2 separate regions of the Homo sapiens genome follow, and region 1 is linked to region 2. Evidence: chromatin contacts called from ENCODE Hi-C or POLR2A ChIA-PET data. All regions are on one chromosome and are shown on one strand. The core of a region is the stretch at or near the end of the contact, and the rest is flanking DNA. Distances in the headings are between cores, read along the strand shown.

Region 1 (2,700 bases), core at 147-2,646, 81 kb before region 2:
CCCCATTCCCTGAGTCTTGCATTTTTGTTTGTTTGTGCCTCTCTCCTTTCTGATTTCATCGTTCTTGGTCTGCAACAGTGGCACTTGGTCCTTTAAGACCTATTGCCCCCATTTTATAGCAATGTCTTGTAATTGCTCCTGAAATGAAAGCTAATGCTGAGGCAAGAAGGTTGCTTGAGCCCTGGAGTTTGAGGCTGCAGTGCACTCTGATCCCACCTGTGAATAGCCACTGCACTCTAGCCCAGGTGACATAGCAAGACCCCATCTCTAAAAAAATAATAATGATAATGTGCAATTTTATGAAATTGTATTTCAGTGTAAATGCCTGAATGTGATTAACACCAGGCCAGGCGCAGTGGCTCGTGCTTATAATCCCAGCACTTTGGGAGGCTGAGGCGGGTGGATCACCTGAGATCAGGAGTTCCAGACCAGCCTGGCCAACATGGTGAAACTCCATCTCTGCTAAAAAAAAAAAAAAAAAAAAAAATTAGCCAGGCGTGGTGGCAGGTGCCTGTAATCCCAGCTACTCGGGAGGCTGAGGCAGGAGAATCACTTGAACCCGGGAGGCGGAGGTTGCAGTGAGCCAAGATTGTGCCATCACACTCCAGCCTGGGCAACAAGAGTGAAACTCCATCTCAATCAATCAGTCAATGCTGTAACACCAGAAGACATAGAATCTTAAGAAAAAACAAAATGCAGGCTGTAGCAGGTGTATATTACATACGCCCTTCAAAAACCATACAGTGGCATTACAGTATATCTTAAAATCCTGCACAAGAGGCTTGGTGCAGTGGCTCAGCCTCTTGTGGCACCTGTAATCTCAGCAATTTGGGAGGCTATGGCAGGAGAATCAGTTCAGACCAGGAGTTACGACCAGCTTGGGCAACATAGCGAAACCCTATCTCTTTAAAAAAATAAAAAAATTTTATTTTTTAAAATTTAGTTTCTGGGCCAGGTGTGGTGGTTCACGCCTGTATCCCAGCACTTTGGGAGGCCAAGGCAGATGGATCACCTGAGGTCGGGAGTTAAAGACCAGCCTGGCCAGCATGGCAAAACCCTGTCTCTACTAAAAATACAAAAATTAGCCAGACATGGTGGCACAGACCCGCAATCCCAGCTACTCAGGAGGCTGAGGCAGGAGAATCGCTTGAACCGGAAAGGCAGAGGCTGCAGTGAGCCGAGATCACACCACTGCACTCCATCCTGGGCAACAGAGCGAGACTTTGTCAAAAAAAAAAAAATTTTAGTTTCTGTATTGTAAACAGATTCATCACATGAATGTTTAGCAGGCTATTCAAAAGTCGTGGAGGATGTACAGGGCTGTTCAGGACATGGCGTGACAGCATCCCTCATCTCTGCCTGGCTAAATATAGATGTAGTACATCTGCTGTCACCCTTAGTCATTGTAATAACAAGAATAACAATAAAAATATTGTTTCCTAGGTGCTCGGTAAAGAGAGCTAGTGAGTTAGTGATCTCTGTTGTGAGCTTGTGATCTCTAGTGCTTAATGTGTTATATTTTTTTTAGTCCTCATGCTTCCTTTTATTGTTAATTGCATTTTTATGTATTTGTCATGTATTTAATGTCGTAGTCACTTAGCAGCAAAACCACGCAATTCAACATTAGGCAAATTTATAAATATTGTTTTGTATGTAATGTATTAGTGTTGTATTATGTTTGTCTGCTACATGGTAGCAAGTTTAATATGAAATATCTCACATTTGGACTTAACATGTAATACGAAAGTTTATGAAAGCTTTGACAACTTTCAGCTTATTTATTCTTATTTTTTTAGAGGCAGGTTCTTGCTCTATCGCCCAGGCTGGAGGGCAATGGTGCAGTCATAGATCACTGCAGCCTGGAACTCCTGGGCTCAAGTGATTTTCCACTTCACCCTTCCAAGTAGCTAGGACTACAGTCACATGCCACCACACCCCACTAATTTTTAACAAAAATTTTTTTGTAGAGGTGAAGTCTTAACTAGGTTACCCAGGCTGGTCTTGAACTCCTGGCCTCAAGCAATTCTCCCACCTTGGCCTATCAAAGCGCTGGGATCACAGGCACCAGCCGCTGCCCCCGGCCTCAGTTTAATTTAAATCCAGTGTACCACACTCAAAAAGATTGAAATAAAATATAAATGGGATGATAATTCTTACTTAGAATTTTAACCTATTGGCTTTATACTAACTACACTGAATATAGAGCTACCATTTGTTGAGCACCATAGAGTGAGAGAAATACCTGCTGTATTTTAGGCACTTCCCCTTGAGGGTGGATATTATCTACATTTTACAGATGTTGAGAGTAAGATAGGATTCAGACCTTGGAATCTATCTCATTTCAGAGCTGATGTTTTGTTTGCCTGTTTTGAGACAAGGTGTCAGTCTGTCGCCCAGGCTGGAGTGCAGTGGTGCAAACAGGGCTCACTGCAGCCTCAACCTCCTGGGCTCAAGTGATCCTCCCATCTCAACCTTCCAGTTAGCTGGGACTACAGGCACATGCCACTGTGCCCAGCTATTTTTTCTTTTTCTTTTTTTTTTTTCTTGGTAGAGATGGGGGAGCTCTCACTATGTTGCTCAGGCTGGCCTTGAACTCCTGGGCTCAAGCAAGCCTCCTGCCTTGGCCTCCCAAAATGCTGAGATTACAGGCAAGAGCAACCACACTCGGCCTAAAGCTGATGTTTTTTTCCACTGTACCAC
Region 2 (2,700 bases), core at 21-2,520:
TTTTGATTTGGTTCTGTTAAGTTTTTTGATGGCTTTTCCATATGTTGTAACAGGAAAAAAATGGTGTCTATGAATTTCTTCTTAATTTAACAAATTTGGTTAATTTATAAAATCACAGATTGGTAAATGCTATAATTATGTAATGATCAGGATTGAGATTAATACTGTAGTATAAATTGGGACATTATAACAGATTCCATATTTTATTTCCTAAAATCTAAATTCAGTCTTTAATGAAATAATATTAGCCAAATGGTGGAACTAATTTATTTCTTTTGAGGAAAAGATAATAAAGAATGTAATTAAATTTAAATTTCTTGGAATTCCCAGTTGTATATTCATCACCTTTGTAGCATTTGACAAATTTTATGCTTAGCAGCTTCTTCACTGTTTTGAAATAAAATATCCTATTACCTACTGATACAATTATCTGTTCTTTGTATATCAAAAAATGTGAAATTTACACATAATTCAAATACATTTAATTATCCGCTCAACCAGAAATGAAATCACATCCCTCTACTATACTACATCCAGCTCCAAGCCCAAGATATTTAAATGACATCCATTCCTCTCCTAGTTCCAGTTATGATTTTATCTTGATATTCTCTCATATATGAACTAAATTATAAAGTTAGCCACCATCAATACAATCTGCGTATCTAATATCTTAACTATATAGTAATGGGGTAAGGGAACAGCAAAAAGGAGAACATTAATTAAAATATACAAGTAAGCCTGGGCAACATAGTGAGACCCCATCTCTTAAAAAAAAAATTAGCCATGCATGATGGTATGCCTCTAGTCCCAGCTACTTGGGAGGCTGAGGTAGGAGGATCACTTGCTCCCAGGAGGTTCAAGGTTCTAAACCAGCAAAGCTCAGAATCCCAGGGGATAGAAACAAAGACTTAGTGGATCACTAGTATTAAACTGAGACACGTCACCCTGCATTGCACTTTGTTTCTCAGTTCTTTGATGAAATCACTGAGCTGACATACCTGCCCTCTTTTCACCATAAAGTGAGTTTCATGATCAGAAGCAATGTCTATGGGATAGCCTAACAAACAATGTAAAAACCATTTAGTAAGTTCATGAAGGGTGGTGGTGGTAAAAATTTGGAGAACATACAAAACAAATACAATTCCAAGGTGTGTCCCCTCCAGGAAGGACAAATTGCTGCCTGCTCTGTGATAGAAGAGGATCAGATGTAATCAACCTGCCGTCAGACTTGGGCTGTTCTCTCCTGGGTGTGGACTTGCCTGGTTGGTCACTGCTGCTGACAAGTAGGCTGTCAATATAGCTGGGTTGTCATGTCAGCTGTGGTGAGGGGGAAGTCCACATTGTGGAGGCCACATCCCTGCACTCTTGGCCAATTTGACCATGAATCTTAAGCACTGGGGTGGCTGGAAAAGACAGCCGATTGACATCCATACAGAGGTCATCTTGACCACTTGATTAGTATAAGCACTGAAGGCTTTTAACTGAGCATTCACATAGGACACAAATATTCTGATTCTTTGGGCCCATTCCAAGAACTCTGGGCATACTTTTCCTCCAGACCTCATACCCAGTTGTGTTCTTTCCAAATTTCTGGTCATCTGGTTATGTTATTAGCCACTATCTGTGAATCAGCATAGATTTTTATATCAGACATCTCTACCTCCTGACAGAATGGAGGAGATATGTTACTTAACAATTCTGTTCCCTTGGAAGATTTCCTGTCTCCACTGTTTGTAAGGGCTACTCCCTCAATGTAGCAGTAATGCTTTCACTCTGATGGGAAGTCACAGTGGAATTCTGGGTCTCCAAGAATTAGTGTTAGTGCATACACAGTGTCTGATAATCCCCAGAGTGTCTGGTGCCCTTGGATCCTGTGAAGAAGGCTTGGAGAAAAGAAGATTCATGGCAAGAACTTGTGATGTGATGACAGGGCCTTTTCTCTGGCTCTTCATTCTTAGTCTGACCTAGGTGTGAGAATTAGGTCAGGGGCCATGACTATATTGTGGTGACTCAAACCAGGCCTTTGTTTACTAACTGGGAGATTTTTACATTGTAAGAATCAAGTAGGATCTTTGCCCATGTATTTTGGTCTTAAGAACACAAATGATATGGCTCCAATGACTGGAGGAACACCAGGGTCCTTGGTCTCACGCTGATTTAGATAAAACGACTGTCAGGCCTCTGAGCCCAAGCTAAGCCATCCTCCCCTGTGACCTGCACGTATACATCCAGATGGCCTGAAGTAACCAAAGAATCACAAAAGCAGTGAAAATGGCCTGTTCCTGCCTTAACTGATGACATTCCACCATTGTGATTTGTTCCTGCCCCATCTTAACTGAGCGATTAACCTTGTGAAATTCCTTCTCCTGGCTCAAAACCTCCCCCACTGAGCACCTTGTGACCCCCGCCCCTGCCCCTAAGAGAAAACCCCCTTTGATTATAATTTTCCACTACCCACCCAAATCCTATAAAATGGCCCCACCCCTATCTCCCTTCGCTGACTCCTTTTTCGGACTCAGCCCGCCTGCACCCAGGTGAAATAAACAGCCTTGTTGCTCACACAAAGCCTGTTTGGTGGACTCTCTTCACACGGACGCTCATGACATTTGGTGCCAAAACCTGGGATAGGAGGACTCCTTCAGGAGACCAGTCCCCTGTCCTTGCCCTCACTCTGTGAGGACATCCACCTACAACCTTGGG

Evidence for each region. A loop is a pair of places that touch in the nucleus more often than their neighbours do. ChIA-PET counts read pairs that join two places held with the same protein, here RNA polymerase II (POLR2A). Pooled maps may share reads with other maps.
Region 1: a map of K562 shows a loop between it and region 2 (2.6-fold over the local background). The contact joins two enhancer-like sites. A Hi-C loop is called at or near these places in 2 of 168 maps with a recorded cell type or tissue (K562 and tibial artery) and 2 of 50 pooled maps. POLR2A ChIA-PET finds 5 or more read pairs at or near these places in 2 of 52 experiments (OCI-LY7 and activated naive CD4-positive, alpha-beta T cell).

The regions. Positions count from the first base shown.
Region 1 is chr7:92,566,312-92,569,011 of GRCh38, reverse strand. All of the region lies in intron 9 of FAM133B (family with sequence similarity 133 member B), which reads left to right. Among named protein-coding and RNA genes, the nearest start is that of FAM133B, 23 kb to the left of the region's middle. Within about 2 kb of position 1,396, at least 2 of the 41 ENCODE cell types and tissues checked have a DNase peak (open chromatin) inside an H3K27ac peak, as active enhancers do.
Region 2 is chr7:92,484,746-92,487,445 of GRCh38, reverse strand. It overlaps PEX1 (peroxisomal biogenesis factor 1), which reads left to right. Exons shown (of 24, transcript NM_000466.3): 24 at 1-421. It also overlaps a transcript of GATAD1 not described here. Among named protein-coding and RNA genes, the nearest start is that of ERVW-1, 8.2 kb to the right of the region's middle. Within about 2 kb of position 1,270, at least 2 of the 41 ENCODE cell types and tissues checked have a DNase peak (open chromatin) inside an H3K27ac peak, as active enhancers do.